2 separate regions of the Homo sapiens genome follow, and region 2 is linked to region 1. A link is a loop called in an ENCODE intact Hi-C map of the cell type or tissue named here. Cell type or tissue: CD4-positive, alpha-beta T cell. All regions are shown on one strand. Links, peaks and the distances in the headings refer to the core of each region. The heading gives the core; the rest is flanking DNA. Region 1 has its middle 130 kb from the start of LINC02815. Region 2 has its middle 84 kb from the start of LINC02815.

What was found. Hi-C counts contacts between places; a loop is a spot of excess contacts. Peaks named below come from ENCODE experiments on the same cell type or tissue, not always from the same donor. Only the 100,000 strongest peaks of a DNase experiment are listed, where the experiment ranks them.
Region 2: a loop joins it to region 1, with 2.5 times the contacts of the local background. A loop is called at or near these places in 4 of 110 quality-filtered maps.

What each region holds. Positions count from the first base shown.
Region 1 is chr1:229,021,026-229,029,354 of GRCh38, forward strand. No RefSeq gene overlaps it. Among named protein-coding and RNA genes, the nearest start is that of LINC02815, 130 kb to the right of the region's middle. RefSeq lists an enhancer at 6,499-7,236. In CD4-positive, alpha-beta T cell, for the core only: no CTCF peak of the experiment used is centred there; DNase peaks (open chromatin) are centred at 2,756, 3,796 and 6,696; H3K4me3 peaks cover 622 bases; H3K27ac peaks cover 864 bases.
Region 2 is chr1:229,066,409-229,074,737 of GRCh38, forward strand. No RefSeq gene overlaps it. Among named protein-coding and RNA genes, the nearest start is that of LINC02815, 84 kb to the right of the region's middle. In CD4-positive, alpha-beta T cell, for the core only: no CTCF peak of the experiment used is centred there; DNase peaks (open chromatin) are centred at 2,103 and 3,933.

The DNA of each region.
Region 1 (8,329 bases), core at 76-8,075:
ATATACCCAGCCAGTGTTTGCATTTTCCCAATTGTCTTGTAATTTGTACTTCATTTGTTTGACTCTGGATTTAATAAGAGATTCATATACTGAGATTGGTTGATTTGTCTCTGAAGTTTCTTTCTATCTACATATTCTATAAATCCTCCTTCTTCTTCTTCTTTCTTCCTCTTCCTCTTCCTCCTCCTCCTCCTCTTCCTCCTCTTCCTCTTCCTCTTCCTCTTCTTCTTCTTCTTCTTGTTCTTGTTCTTCTTCTTCAATACAGTTTCATTCTGTCCCCCAGGCTGGAGTGCAGTGGCACAATCACGGCTCACTGCAGCCTCAACCTCCTGGGCTCAAGCAATCTTCCCACCTCAGGCTCCCAAACAGCCAGGACTACAGGTGGGTGCCACTATGCCCAGTGAATTTTTTTTTAATTTTTAGTAGAGATGAGGTCTCATTATGTGGCCCAGGCTGAACTCCTGAGCTCGAGCGATCCCGCCACCTCAGCTTCCCAAAGTGCTAGGATTACAGGCATGGGCACCTACACTTGGCCTTTTTTTCTTTACAAATTCTTATTGGAGAAGAAACCAGGTCATTTGTCCTGCAGTTTCCCCCAGTCTGGACTTGCTGCTATGTTCTTATGGTGTCATTTAACATGTCCCTCTGACCCTTGGATTTTTTTAAAAAGTGGAAATTAGATCTAAAGGACCTAGATCACATTGAGGGTTGATTTTCTTTTCCTAGGCGTGTGTTTCCATCAGGAATGACCTTGACTCTTAGGACCCTTGAATGGAAGATACTTCAGAGAATATGACTCCATCCAGGGCAAGGGTATTTGGTGGGAATATCAAAGGGAAATTCCCAGTGAGAGAAGAAGGACACTGGGGGTAAGACTGAAAAGTCTAAACTCTGTCTACCTCTGAGGCTGGCCCCTGTGACAACCACAAGTTGACCTGAAGCAGGCTGAAGTAGACTGTGTGATGTATTTTAACTTAAGTAATAGCAATTTTAGGATGTAAAGGCATCTCGTGTTGAGGCAACAGGAGGCCAACTTTATACATATTTGTATCTTGCCACAAACCCAGCATCATGCCAGGTGAGAAGCAAAGAAGATATCCCGATCTGATTTATTAGAGGCCTGTTTCACATCTCAATGTGACGTTTGTGGATGCTACTATCAAAATTTTTGTCCACATGTGTTTGTAAATATACACTCACAGACAACTTGTGACTTAGAGGGACACCGTGGAGTCTCACAGGCTTTAGCATTAGAGGGATATGGGTTCAAATCTAGCTTCTGCCACCCTCTAGCTGAGTAACTGTAGACAAAAGCTTTGGTCTCCTTGTCAGAAAAATTGGGATATTGTATCATTATTTACCTTATGGGTTGTGAATTTTAGAGAAAATTAGTATAAAATGCCTAGTATAGTGCTCTCAATAAATGCACACATGCTATCACTGTCTCAGGCAGTAGGTTCTATTGAATCACATTCTTCTACAACTGGAAAACAGCAATGTAGATGATCTCCTAGGGGTTGGGAGGGGATGATCTGTGAAAGTGTTGGAGCCATCTAGACACACTGAGTGGAGATGTAATTTGAGCCTGGGAGAGAATTCTCAAGTCAGTTCAAAGGGCTATAATTTCATTAATTCAAAATCCCACTTAAGTTGGGGAAAATGAGGTCCTAGGAGAGAAGCCAGATGTCAAGGACAAGCCCAGTTAGTGGATGAACTTTTTTGTAGCCAGCTGCCTCCCCAGGGCTCCCTGAACAAAGCATGCATTGTAGCTGCTGCGTGGGCCCCATGGCAGGAGGAGTACCCGGGAGCCAGAGCCTGGTGCATGGGGAGGAGGCGGGCCAGGGCCGCAGGGAGAGGCTTGGATGCCCTGGAAACACAACTGGATCAATTCAGCCTGACAAAATCTTTCCTCCTGCTAAAATTTTCCTCAAACAGAACAAAAGGGAAAGTCAGAGCATTTTTGCCAAATCAACCAGAGAAAGGAAAGCTGGCGCAAAGTTAATCACTATTTTCTTCCTGGCTGTCCAGGCCAGAGATACCCATGATGGGAGCAAGAACACTTGTCATCACCCGCTTGGTCACTATGGATGACATAGGAGCCCTTTCCTTGCAAACAAGCAATACAGAAAAGGAAGTGCCTGGGTCCCAACCCTGTAGGGTGCAGCCAGAACCCACAATGCACTATTCTCTGCAGATCAAGAGGCTTCTAATCTTACCTTGACTCACCGCCTTATCCAAACAGCAGAGCCCCTGCAAAACCCCTCTTTTGGAGAAGGAAATCTCGGGTGGGATAATTCATTGCAAACATCATTGATTAGTCCAGGGAGAGGTCAGGAGCTCCCTGGGGCAGGCACATCACTCTAGTCATGAAGGAAAAGACTCCACCATGGTGCCCTTTAGCATCACTAAGAAACGATTTCTAGACTGCTGGTCTGTCCTGCCAAAGCAAAATTACTCACAAGATATAACAGGCACTAGGTACAACAGTGTAGCACCAGCTTTTGCATAAAAAAGCTTAACTTTGAGTTGGGGATATGCCACTTCCAAGCAGTTGAACCTTGATCAATGCATTGACCCTCAGGGAGCCTCGGATTTCTCATTTATGAGGTGGACAGAATCAGAGGATGGTGAACGGCGTGGAGCAGAGGCAAGGAGGGTCTCCTTGGCTCATCTGCTGGGTCTGCTGCAGCCTACAGAGAAACCACAGGCTGTCGTACGCACATAACTCAGTAGTCCACTTCCTCTCTGGGACACACAGCAGTCCACAGCCTTGCTCCCATGGAGACAGCCAGCACAGCCTGCAGGCCATCAGCCCAGGAAGGGAACTGGCAAATTTTAGAGCACTAAGACGGCAGCTGATACAGATACTCGGTCGGCCCAGGCCACACCAGCATCCAGGTGACTGGGTCCTGCCAGATGGAGCATGGGACAACATAAAACTCCCAGCATCCACTTCTCTAAAGGGGAGAGTGTGCACACTAAGCCCACAGACACCTTCACGTCCAACATCGCCATCAACGCACCCAGGGCAGGGCAGTTCCTGGGATGTGGACCTGAGCCACAGCCTGGCCTTGTCAGTGCACCAGGTTCTGGGAGAGCAGCCAGACACAGAATGGTGGCAGATGCTCCACTCCTTAAAGAAACAGCAAATTGCGCAGTCCTTCCCTATTTCCCAGGCCTGGGGACTCCTCACATGAGCATGGTAAAAAATTTATATACTTATTCAGAGGTTTAAAAATCCCCCAAATATATAAATACACCAGCAAATCAAATGGCATTGCCATAAGGAGAGCATCCTTGGAATTTATCTATCCGTCTTTCAATTGGCCATTTAGCTCAGTTTGGGCCCTTAACAATACAAGCATGATAAGGTCTCGTCACTGTGTCTCCAGGATCTGATCACTGCAGACCCTGGGCAGTGATTAGGGAGCATGGGCTCTGGAGGACCAGCGCCTCTGACTCTCTATGGCCCCGGGCAAGTCTCCAGGTCTCCATTGCCTCACCTCTAAAGTGAACGTAGAGTCTAGAACGTAAGCCAGTGCGTGCTGACGGTCCCCACACCGCACTGCCAGGGGCCTCGGGCTCTGCTCTAGCAGCTTGGCCTGGACCACGGAGCTCTTTGACCAGGACCTGCTCCACCTGAGGCTGATGCCCTCATGGTGCTGCCTGGCCCAGCCACGCCCATGATCCTTTTCCAGGGTCCCGGAGAAGGAGAAGAACTTCCTTTCTGGTCCTTCCCATTCTGCTCCTGGGTTCAACCAAGCAGCTTCTAGGCAGCTCTGATGACTCAGCAGCAGTGACTCACAGGTTCCCAGGACAGCAGATGAATCCTCTGCTTCTCTGGCTCCCTCTCCGTCCCCTGGCTCTTCCTGGCAATGTGCTTTCACTCAGCCTTGGGCCCACTTTCCCATCCCTCTGGGGACATACCCCCTCGCTTGTCCTGAGACCCACAGTTGAGACCCACACCTGGGCTCCAGCCTCTCTACTGTTCTTTTTACTTCCCAAGCTGGCCCATGGTCCCTTCAGGCTCAGCTCTCCAGGGATCTGCTACCCCGTTCCTGCCTCCGGGACCCACTCCACCCTCCTGGCACTGGCTGGGTCCTGGTGGAGGAGCTACCACAGGCAGCAGAGAAGCAGAATTCTGCTGAGAGCTGTGACCCGAGGACACTGGGCCCCACCAAGCCCACGGTGCAGACCCTGGACTGCTAGAGAGGATGGCAGCACCATCCCCTCCAGGAAGAGCCACCAGGCCTGGAGGAAAACCTGCGCCTCTGAGAGCCTCAAAGGAGCTGTGCCAGTCAGAAGGTGCCGCTCAATGGTCCTGGTCCTCTGGGGGTGACAGGGTCACACTGCGAGCCGGACTTTACACAGCACATCAGTGTGAAGGATGCCAGCATCCTTGTCTGTCATCTTCCTAATTATGAGCCTGCTCAACCCCTCCCCAGCCACCTAGCTCATGCAGGGCCTTCGCTTCTTTGGGCCTTTCCCTCCTTCATGCCATGAGAAGTAAAGGCCAAGAAGGGTCGCAGGACATAGGCCCTGGGGGCTAGGAGCAACCGCCAGTGTGGATGTGTGCATACTAAACCCAGGGCAGGGCAAAGAGAAACACTAGGACCCAGAAACATCTGTCTCAGAAGTGCTTTCATCCTGCTGGGATACACTAAGGTACAGGCAGGAAGAAAGCCCCATGCCTGAAGGGGAAGCTACTGAAGACACAGCAGGTGGCTGAGCAGTGCCACAGGTGACAGCTCACTGCTGGGCTTGTTCCTGCACTACCTTCCCTGGTTTGTCCCCTGGGATGCTGGGGAAAGAAATTATGTTGGGATTTTTTCTATAAATAATTTCCTGTCATTGTGTGTAATGATTGGCGAATAATTTCACAACAACTGGCTGTTTCTTTGTTGCATTCTAAACTTGAGCAGCACTGTGGATCATCAGCATTTTCTGTCTCCCCGCCATTTGAAAAGAACAGTTTCCTGGGACAATTCCTTGAGCCCAGGTCGAGGCTGCGGTGAGCTATGATCACGCCACTGCTCTCCAGCCTGGGTGACGAAGTGAGACTCCATCTCTAAAATATAAATAAATAAATAAATAGCAAAATGTTTCCCTTTCTCCATAAGAAAAATGCTTTTAAAAATTTCTCCTCAGATGCAAACATGTTAAACCCAAGTAAATGTCCCTTCACCTGGGTAGGCCTCAAAGGAAAAGTTTCAGCCACCTGAAATGCCAGTTAGCTGGTCAGCCTGTAAGACGCTTGTTTATTTGTAAAGAAATAGCCCATTCTGCGCAGTCTCAACAGTGGCCCTGGGAAACGGCAGCCCTGCTTTTATTTTTAAACCTCAAAGTTCATCTTAGAGATAAAGCTTTCTTTTCTCATGAGAGGCTGAGTGTCGTACATGGGTATGAAGGTGTAACATAGGCCTTAGACAATCATTTGTAACCTTAGAGGCAACAGGAACATTCAGAGCTGCCTGCCAGGCCCAGACACTCAAAGTGCTACAAAGTCGCCGATCTTTGTGCTTTGGGAGATCAAGTAGTTCCCTTCCCCAGGGCTATATTTCAACCAGGGTTGAGTTCATCTTTGTGCTTGTTTTTTCCCAAATAGCTCACTTTCTGATTTTTTTGGCTTAATAGTGAGATTATTTAAGAGGCACCAAAAGAAAAAGCTCAGTGAAAAAATTGTTTTAGCAATAGAATGAGTTAGTATGAATCCCAGTGCTCATCATAATATTGACTGTTATACACATAAAATACGAATGGCGAAAGAATAAGAGGGGTTCCTTTTTTCTTCTTCTTCTTCTCGAGATGGAGTCTTGCTCTGTCGCCCAGGCTGGAGTGCAATGGCACGATCTCAGCTCACTGCAACCTCCGCCTCCTGGATTCAAGTGATTCTCCTTCCTCAGCCTCCCGAGTAGCTGGGATTACAGGCGTGTGCCACCACACCCTGCTAATTTTTTGTATTTTTAGTAGAGACAGGGTTTCACCACATTGGCCAGGCTGGTCTCAAACTCCTGATCTCGTGATCCACCCACCTCGGCCTCCCAAAGTGCTGGGATTATAGGTGTGAGCCACTGCGCCTGGCCAAGACGGGTTCTTTAACAGTGGAAATAGAAACGTCATCTTCTGCAACGCTGAGCATCTGCAAAGCCCCCCACAGACAGTCTACTCAGGTGAGAACTGAATTTCCTCCCAGAACACTCTCTCCATTGTCATCCTTCCTTCCCCGATCCCAGGTGAATACATGTGGCACAGAGCCCCTCAAAGAGGCCTTCCATTCCCTTGTCCACTAATTTGATTTTCAGAATGTGGAGCCACGTGCCCCCTGGGGCCTGGCCTCTGCTCCCTGCTGCAGGTGCAGAAGCAAACAGACCATGGGGCCATGAAGTTTAACAGGCTGCCCAGGCCCGGGCACTCAGACCCTGCTGCTTCTCCCACCTCCCACCTCGCACCTCCCCACAGCCTTTTCTATCACACAGCCAAGGATTCCTGTTCCCCATCCTCTGTTGCTTATCATTTCTCCTGACCCACGCACAGAAGGGACTCTATTTCTAGGAGCATCAGAGAGAAGCTTTCAAACTTTTTTGCTCATGACCCACAGCAAAAAGTGCATTTTCTGTTGCAATTAAGTGCACATGCACACACAGCTGACTCACATCTAAGTCAAAAGTTTCAGGAAGCAATACTTCCTTTCACTACCTGCAAAGCCTTCTGTTACTTTCTGTTCTACTCTTCCCAGGCCGCACCACCCCCCACATTTCAACAATGCTCGTTGAAATCCACGAAACTGATTTCCCAATCCCCTAACGGTTTATGGTCAGCAATTTGGAAAACACTGGCTGAAATACTAATGAAAGGGCATCGCGGGCCTTCCCTGATGCGAGGGGAGGAAGGAAGGCTTTGCTCAGCTCTACGTTCCCACAGACCCACTTTTCCTGCCCTTTGCCCCACATCCCACCTGCCACTTGTGATTAAATAACAGTTTAACATCACCAAAGCTCCCTTTCACTCAAGAACTAACTCAATTAGGCTTGAGCTGGTGGGAGCTTAAAGCAGATTAAGGGAAGACAAAGGAGGCTTTGGGGTTTATCTTCAGCTTTCATGTTCCTAGGAGCTCTCTCTTCCTGTGCTGAGTCTTAAGCATCAAAGGGAGGGAGGCAGGGAAGGAGAGGAGAGGGGAGGGGAGGGGAGGGGAGGGGAGGGGAGGGGAGGGGAGGAGAGGAGAGGAGAGGAGAGGAGAGGAGAGGAGAGGAGAGGAGGATGGAAGGAAGGAAGGGGAGGGAGGAAGGAAGGAATGAAGGAAAGGATGAAAGGAAGGAAGGAGAGGAGAATGGAAGGGAGGAAGGGGAGGGAGGAAGAGAAGAAAGAGAAGAAAACTCTCCCAAGCCCCCATCATGGGCTGAGGCCAACCAGCACTGCACTGGTCACCCCCACTTTTATTTTTAAACTTCAAAGTGCATCTTGGAGATAAGGCTCTCTTTTCCCATGAGATGCTGAGGGCTGTGTTTGGGTGTGCAGGAATAACGTAGGCCTTAGACAATTACTTGTAACCTTAGAGGTACTGGGAGGGTTCCGGGCTGTGCTGGGCCCAGATACTCAAAGTGCTTCCTGAGGAAGATGTCCGTGGTTCAGCTCAGGGATGGGCACTGCTCCCCACGCTCCTCCAATGGGGCAGCTCCCTGCTCCGACCCCACCTCCCACCTCCCCCAGCAGCTCAGACAGCCATCTGTGCGGCAGATGAGCTGCACACAGAAGGTGCTCGGCAAACACTTGCCGAATCCCCTGAAATGGTCCATCTGGGCCCCTTTACAAATCGAATTCTTTCTAGATCAGTGGCGCCCAACAGAATTATAATGTGAGCCACACACGTCATCTTACATTTTCTAGTGGCTAACTAAGAAGTAATAATAATAAAAAGAAACAGGTGAAATTAACTTTAGCAATATACTTTGTATATAAAAATCATTATCATTCCAACATGTAATCGTATAAAATTTGTAAGATTTTTATAGTCTCTTTTTCTAGTACCAAGGGCTTGAAATTCAGTGTCAGTTTGGAATTGCCACATTTAGAGTGCTCAGTAGCCGCATGGGGCTTGCAGCTACCACCCTGAGCTGCAGCTCTGAACTCTAACCAGGACTCGGGGCAACTGGGGCCCAGGCTGGAGCTCAGCTCAGAAGGAAGGTGCTAGGTGGAGTCCTCCAGCCACAAGTCACAAAGCAGACTGTGTTGGGGGGCCTTTGCCACTGCACCCCCCTCCCCACCGTCCTCACTTGCCTTCCCCACCTGGCACTGTATCTGGTGGGAGGAGATGGGCAGGGCGTGGGAACAG
Region 2 (8,329 bases), core at 30-8,029, 45 kb after region 1:
GTATGTGGGAAGGGGTGCGGAGCTTCCATGCCCTCCCTAAGCGCCACGCTCCAAGAACCTCCATGTGTCCAGCTATGGGGAAGTTCCCCACACCCTGTCCTCTTGGGTTTTTATGGAAGCTTCGTGACATCAGCATTCCTTTCCCCGCTTTACAGGGTGGGACCCTCATAGGAGGTCTCAAGATGCACAGTCAGAAAGGCTGGGGAACATTTGAGTGGGAGGAAGGCAGGAGAAGGTCTGAAGCCTACCCGTGAGGCCTAACACACCCAACATTATAATAAAAGACTAACGAGGGCTATGGGAGTTATTAGCCAGGAACCATGAATGAAAACCAGTATCTGTCATAACACCATGGGGCTACACTTGCATTCACCACCCTCTGTGGCCAGCTCTGGCAACTTCTCCTTATTAGAAGTGAATCTCTTGACTGAGGTACACGTTTTTAAGATAAGCACCCTGGGAAGGATGGGAAACCTGAATGTCTGAACTCCAGAGGCTGCCCCAGAAAAGAAACCCTCTCCAGCCTCATCTGCTTTTTGGAGGCCACAGAGACATTCCCAGACCAAAGCAAGCAGGCCAGGAGCAACTTTTCCACTCCAGCCCAGAGGAAGCATCGCTTGATGTTGAGAGTAAGCTTTTTCCTTACCCATATTCTGTACAGAGAAGACCCACTTCTTTCCAGCTTCCATGCATTGCCTAAGCAGCCTTTATAAGCATAATAATGATGATTACAACCAAGATCACCTCCTCTGTGCCCAGCCCTGTCCTCAGCACTTTCTGTGCTGTATCTACTGAAATCTTATCACCACCCTGTGAAGTGGTCACTAGGATTCTTGTCATACAGAGGAGGAATGGGGGCTTCAAGAACTTCAATAACATTTGAGATGTCATCGTCCAGGGCACAGAAAGTATTTCAAAGCCAAAGCTCCACATGATTACATGATTCAGTCTCCTCAAATCCTGCATGAACACACCACCCCCAGACAGAACAGAGGAGCTGCCAGCCTCCAGGTTCTCCAGGGCTCCTGACCTCCGAGATGCGTTCTTGGGCTGTACTGGTGATGTTTTAAGCCACAGAATTGGCCTTGGATGAAGAATGTCCCAGAAGCTCTTCCCTAAGCCACATGGAGTGGCCTTCTCTGTCCTCATCCCTCCTTCTCCCCCCTGTCTGCTTTCTTGTCCCTTGCCCCTGTCCCTGTTCAGCTCTGCAGACCTGCTTCTGCACATCTCCAATCCAACACTCTGCTCCTGGCTCCTGACTTCATATATTTGAGTGTTGTTTTCTAGGTCCTCCTCCAGGCTGTGCATCAGGACAACAGTGGTCCCCTTCTCTGGCCCTCGTGCCTGCTCTGTGCCTTGCCTGGCCACCAATGCACCAGCCAAGCCTGTCCGGTAGTGCGGAAGCCAGCTTCGGGCAGCTGAGCAGGACAGCTGCTGACTCCCGGGGAAGTGTCTTGTAATTTCCACACATTCACCTCCATGACCATTGTACTTTCCTCCTCCCAACAGTCCTGGGAAACAGGTACCATTATTCCCATGTATATGGTAAAGAAACAAAAGCTCAGAGAAGCTGAGGAACTTGTCCCTGGTCTTACAACTCCTGAAGGGCTGCATGTGTCCTTGCACCCGGGTCTGCTGAGTCCAGTGCTCTTGGTCTTTCTGCTTTCCTGCTTTGCATAAACACCAGCCCCTTCACTGAGGCAGGGCAGGGCAGGCAGGAGCACACTCTAAAACAAATTCAAGTAGAAGGACCCCTCGGTAATGACCCTGCAATATGGTCTGGCACTGACAAAGCTGGAAGAGTCCTGGAAGCCAGGCAGAGAAGCATTGGAAAGAGGCAAGTTGAAGCTGAGTGCTGAGGGCTCCAAGGGTTAAGGAGTATTGGAAAACAGTGGTGGGGGTGGGGGGCACGTGCACACTGGAAGGAGGGACACGTGCAGACAGACAAGGGGCTTGCACAGGGATCAGCATTCGGGTTTGATCTTAAAGGCAGTAGTGGGGCAGGGAGGGTTCTTGAGGAAGGAGATGATGTAACGAAAAGTTGTGAGAGGAAGACTGTGTGGTCAGTTGCATAAAGAAGTGCTGCAGAGGGGGAAAGCCTGCAGTCCAAGAGCAGCCGGGAAAGAGAAGGTCATTGCAATCATCCGGCCTTTGCCAGGAGGAAGTCTCTTGCCGGGTAGATGAAACACCCACAAGTCTTCTCCCTAGTTTACCACATGATCTATCTGATGCAAAAGATAGGAAGGCCATAGCTAGGAGCATGAGAAGCCAAAATGTCTTGCATTGCCCCCCAGTCCAGGGTACACAGCCCATCTCAGTTGCTGGGGTGGGGTGGGGGAAAATGAGAGTCCCATGGGAGGGGGACCTCACATTGTAGCTCTTTCTGTCTCTGCCAGTTACAGGAAGAAGCTCTGAGGTTTTGCTTCTCTGAGGGTGACCCACATGCCACTGGCATCAGAAAATAGAGGAAGATCTTCAAAATGTGCATTCCCAGGCCCAGCTCCAGCACTGCTGAATTGAAATTTCTTGTGGGTGGTGAGAAGATCCCAGTCATATAAACTTTAAAAAAAAAACATGATTTTTTAAGAGCAATTTTTTAATCAAGGTTCACTAGAGAAATAGTCAATAGGAGATACAGAGAGAGAGAAGATGATAGATAGATAGATAGATAGATAGATAGATAGATAGATAGATACATACATACATACATACATACATACATACATACATAGATGATAGATAGACAGACAATAGATAGCTAGATGATAGATGGGATGATAGATAGATGATATATAGATAGATGATAGATAGAGAAATAGATACATAGATGATAGATAGATAGATGATAGATAGGATGATAGATGGAATGATAGATAGATGATATATACATAGATGATAGATACATAGATAGATGATAGATACCTAGATAGATGATAGATACATAGATGATAGATACATAGATACATAGACAGATGATGGAATGATAGATGATAGATAGATAGATAGATAGATAGATAGATAGATGATAGATGATAGATGATAGATAGATTAGATAGATAGATAGTTGATAGATGATAGATTGGTAGATGATAATTAGATTGATAGATAGATAGATGATAGATAGATAGATGCTATAACATCTGTGTGAAGGCTTTTGTGTGGTCAGAAGTTTTTAACTCATTTGGGTAAATACCAAGGAACACAATTGCTGCATCATATGGGAGGAATATGTTTAGTTTTGTAAGAAATCACCAAACTGTCTTCCAAAGTGGTTGTACCATTTTGCATTCCCACCAGCAGTGAATGAATTCTTGTTTCTCCACATCCTCACCAGCACTGGGTGTTGTCAGTGTTCTGAATTGTTGCCATTCTGTTAGGTGTGTAGAATCTGAACTTTTAACAAGTTCTCCAGGCATGTCTTACACTTTCTAAGACTGACAGCCACTCTGCAGAGGTGTATCCACTATTTGAGAAATTGGGAGCAACTTTGCTGAAGAAACTGGAACTTCAGAAAAGCAGCCCCAGGATCTCTGGAACTTCGGCTAAGGTTCTAAGTCTCCCAAAGGACCTCAGGGTCTGCATTTCATTTTGCTCTGCACGAGGTTAATAACCACCAAGTAATGCCTCAGCCTGGGGGATCAGAAACTCCTGGAACCTACCAGAAAGCTTGTGAAGAGTCCTCAGGTGATGGGGAGGGGTTGCTTTATTTGATTGGTTTTGTTTTTGAAAAGGCTAGGTTCAAACCTCCAAATGTATATTCCAGCCACCATCAGCCCATACACAGAATGCTTTCAGCTTTGGTCCCTGTTAGTTATTGCAGGAACATAAAGCAGCCACCATGCACAGCAGCTTCAATCTCAGGCACTCTGTGAGCTTGCCAGAGTCATGGTCCCCGGCCCACCCCCAAGGGCTGGGTGACGCACGAATCTTGAGTCAACAGTTTCCAGCACTGAAGAGGCACTGGCCTTGAGCCAGCTATCTCCAGCACATGCCCAGTTGCCCCAGGGCTCATGCTTTATCCTTGGAGGGCTTGGCAGCCTCACGGCCTGCTCTTGTTCAGCTTACTGAGTGTGGTGAGTGCCCAGCTTCCCTTTCAAGGGCTGAGCAGAGGCTGGTCCGCCTACAAAGTTAAAGCAACTTTAACTGAACTGTCTTGCAAAGCAGTCCCAGGATCTGTTCATACTCTCTGGACATTAATTGCTCTCTGTGGTGGGTGCCCCTTCTTTTTTTATTATTATTTTATAATTTTATTTTATTTTAATTTTTTTTAGAGATGAGGTCTCACTCTGACACCCAAGCAAAGGGCAGTGGTGTGATCATAGCTCACTGCAGCCTCCAAACTCCTGAGCGATCAAGTGATCCTCACACCTCAGCCTCCCAAGTAGCTGGGACTACAGACCTGCGTCACCATGCCCAGATAATATTTTAAAATGTTTTTTTTTTTTTTTTGTAGAGACAGGGTTTTGCTTTGTTGTCCAGGCTGGTCTCAAACTCCTGGCTTCAAGCAATCCTCCCACTTCAGCTCTGGTTGATGGGAAGTAGTGGGATTTGATCTCAGTTTTCTGTTCTCAGTTTGTTCAGTGTGTCTAGGAAATGGGGCTGATGCATCTAGGATAGATCAAAAAGAATGCACTCATTTCAATACAAATAAATTGCTGCAGCCTCATTCTGCTAGGGAGGTGGAGTCCTGATGCTTTCCCCCAGCTACTCTGGAGAACAAGACCAAACCAATCCCTCCCTCTCTGTGTGGATCAGTTTTCATATTATTGAGGACACAGTGCACCTCTAGGGGATTGTGGGGTCACTTCGGTACCAAGCCTAGCTCAGCAGATTTAATTTAAGACAAGCCTTAATAGGCACATCATAGAGGAGAATCTGCCAGACAGACTGAAATCTGGGAAAAAGATCTGTAGGTGAGGCCACTAAGACCCCACTGCAGCCTGGGGAAAGGAGAAACTCATTTTCCCCCACCAGGCCCTAAGACAGTCTTTTAGGGTAGAATAGACTCGCCAGACATGGGATGCGGGGAGCAGAGTTGGAGCCTGGTCCCTGCTGAGAGCGGTGTGCTTTAATCCCTTCATTCCTTTGGACTTCTATTTTCTCCAAAGAATAGTCAGTGCAGCCAAAATCTAACCCAGGAAGTGTAAACTCCTCTGCCAAATGTGGGAGAGCCGCTTAGGATGACAGTGATGGGCCTGCTGTCTTCATGAAGGATGTCAGTAAGACCCTACAAGAGCAGAGCCCTTACTGGTGGCCATGAAGCAATCCCAGTGTTTGTCTGGACCCTCCTGCAAACCCAGCTGTGCGGCTCTTCCTGGGTCTGGGAAGCCAGGATTCAGCTTATGACAAAGAGAAGTTCCTGGTCATGGGAACTATGGTCATGACCATAGTTCAGTTGTTCATATATCTTGTGTGATTTTCATTCAAAGTGAAAGCTCAGCCTGTTGTAGGCAGGAAGCAAGCAAAGACAATGGCAGAGACCTGATGAGTTCGCCTGCTGGGGCTGCCCAACACAGTGGCCCAGGCTGGGTGGGAGGCTGAGAACCAGGCGTTGGCAGGGCTGGTTTCCTCTGAGGCCTCTCTGTGGCTTGGAGATGGCCATCTCCCCACGTGGGCTGTCTCCCTCACATGGTCTTCCGTGTGTGTGTGTGTGTGTGTGTGTGTGTGTGTGTGTCCTCATCTCTTCTTATAAGGACAACAGTCGGATTGGATTAGGCCCCCACTAAAGACCTCATTTTATCTTAATCAGCTCTTTAAAGGCCTTGTCTCCAAACAGTCACGATCTGAGGTGCTGGGGGTTAGGACTTCACCATGTGAATTTGAGGGGACCCAATTCAGCCCCTAATACCTGATGAGCTTCTCTCTTTGCTGGCATTTCCACCCCCATCTCTCCCTCACTCTGACCTCTCCAGGACTACAGCAGGGATGGGCAGCGCTGTACCAGGCAGGGAGGGATTGTGTTTGTCAGCCTGAGATCCAGCTTTGGAATGCTGGCCATGGCCTATGGGAAAACTGTCTTCCTCTCAGGAACGTCTTCTTGGGTCCCTGGGGAGCCCTCTCCTGATTTCTGGGAACCTCTCACCCCCTGCTCTCTTGATGAGGGTGACACACCATCCATGCAGTCACCATCAACTCCCGTTCAGCCCTAGATTCTCAGAGGCTCACCTCCACACAGGGCAGCCGGGGGACATTCTCTGAGGAGTGTAAAGGGCAAGGACATGGAGGAGAGCCTGGGCCTGCTCTGTCACGTCCTTTCTGCTGGAAACAAAGGTGCATCCCTTCCCAGGGTGGACAACTTCCCACCAGCACCCTTGGTCTCACTCCCTCTCCTTCACCCCCGAGATTCCATAGGCCAGGGCAGACCAGTCCACTGTGTCCCCATCAGTGCCCCCACTGTGTCTGCCCAAGGCCCATCTCCCTAAGCTGGAGGAGAGAAGATGTTCTCCACCCTCCCCACAAGGAGAAGGACTCACTGCACACACTCCAGAGAATTCTTGTCGGGGCGCGGTGGCTCACGCCTGTAATCCTGGCACTTTGGGAGGTCAAGGCAGGTGGATCACCTGAGGTCAGGAGTCCGAGACCAGCCTGGCCAATGTGGTGAAACCCTGTCTCTACTAAAACTACAAAAATTAGCCAGGTATGGTGACACACACCTGTAATCCCAGCTACTCGGGAGGCTGAGGCAGGAGAATCATTCGAACCCAGGATGCAGAGGCTGCAGTAAGCCAAGATTGCACCATTGCACTCCAGCCTAGGTGACAGAGTGAGACTCCAAAAAAAAAAAAAAAAAATTCTCCAACTGCCCGAGGATCTCCAGCCTCTTTTCTAGGATGGCACCACACTGGGTCCAGAGACCTCTGGAGCTGGCTCCCGTCTTTGGAACATGGGGGTGCTGGCTACTTACTGACTTGTGCCTCATGTGAGACTGAGGCAGAATCGCACAAGTGGACATAGAGTGTGGAAGAATAGCCGATGGAGGCTTAGGAGGGAAGGAGGGGAGGAGGGTGAGGGGTAAGGGGTTACTCAATGGATACAGTGCACATCTGAGTGACAGTTACACTAAAGCCCAGACTTCACCACTGCACAACATATTCATGTGACAAAACTGCACTGCAGCCCTTAAATTTACACAAATAAAACATATAAAAATAAAAGTAAGTAAATAAATGCACATTATCAGGGTGGAAGCGGGGTGGGCAGGGAAGCTTGGCTCGGCAGTCACTCTCTGTGGGAAGCGTAATGGGTGGCTGATAGGACAGAGGCAGCTTTTTCCTTCCTAAACATGGGGCTCTGGGGCCAGGCAAGCCAGCACCGTGGGCTCAGGGCTCTGTGGGCTGAAGACCTTCACTCCCATAGGCATGGTGAACCGAACCATGCTTTTCTATGGCATTTGCTCAATCCTATTCAAGGACAGACCAGTTAAGGCAGCAAAACATCATCACATTATGGACTGGGCATGGTGGCTCATGCCTGTAATCCCAGCCCTTTGGGAGGCCGAAGCGGGTGGATTACTTGAGGCCAGGAGTTCAAGACTAGCCTGGCCAACATGGTGAAACCCCATCCCTACTAAAAATACAAAAATTAGCTGGGCATGGTGGCACACGCCTGTAATCCCAGCGACTCGGGAGGCTGAGGCAGGAGAATCGCTTGAACCCAGGATAAAGAGGTTGCAGTGAACCAAGATCGTGCCTCTGCACTCCAGCCTGGGCGACAGAGCGAGACTCCATCTCAAAAAAAATAAAATAAAATAATCACATTATGTTTTAATATGATTAATAATAATCACATAAAATGTTTATAAATACATAAAGTTCAAAGGAAAAACACAAGCCTACAGGCAGGAGAGAGCACGTGTGAAGGAGTAAGGAAGAGGAGTGGGCACCCCAGCCCACAGGAGGGCAGAGGGAGCTCAGAGGCGGCCGGGGAGGCCACACTCAGGAGGCTGTGTTTTATCCGCGGGTGTCCTTCTTCCAAGGGTTGTGAATCTGTTCTGAAATTGCCTTAAACATACTAAATCTAACGCTCCCTATCTAAATCACGGTGTTAAACCTTCCTCAGCTTACGGCATCATTCCTGATGTTTCAAGCTAACAATCCCTTTTAGGCTTGTCTGTTCTTTTACGGAGGACATGCTGTATGTCTTTTCTAATCCCAGAATACTAGGATCCTTTTTCCTTGATTAGAGTCCCTGGCTTTCCTTTTCCTCTCTCTCTGTGGATGGATGCACCAAGCAGCAGAAGTCCCAGAGCCTCCACGTTGCTCACAACTCCCTGGATGCCTCTCACCAGATGGGCTTTCTCCAGTTGGTCTCACTTACCCTGACTGTACTC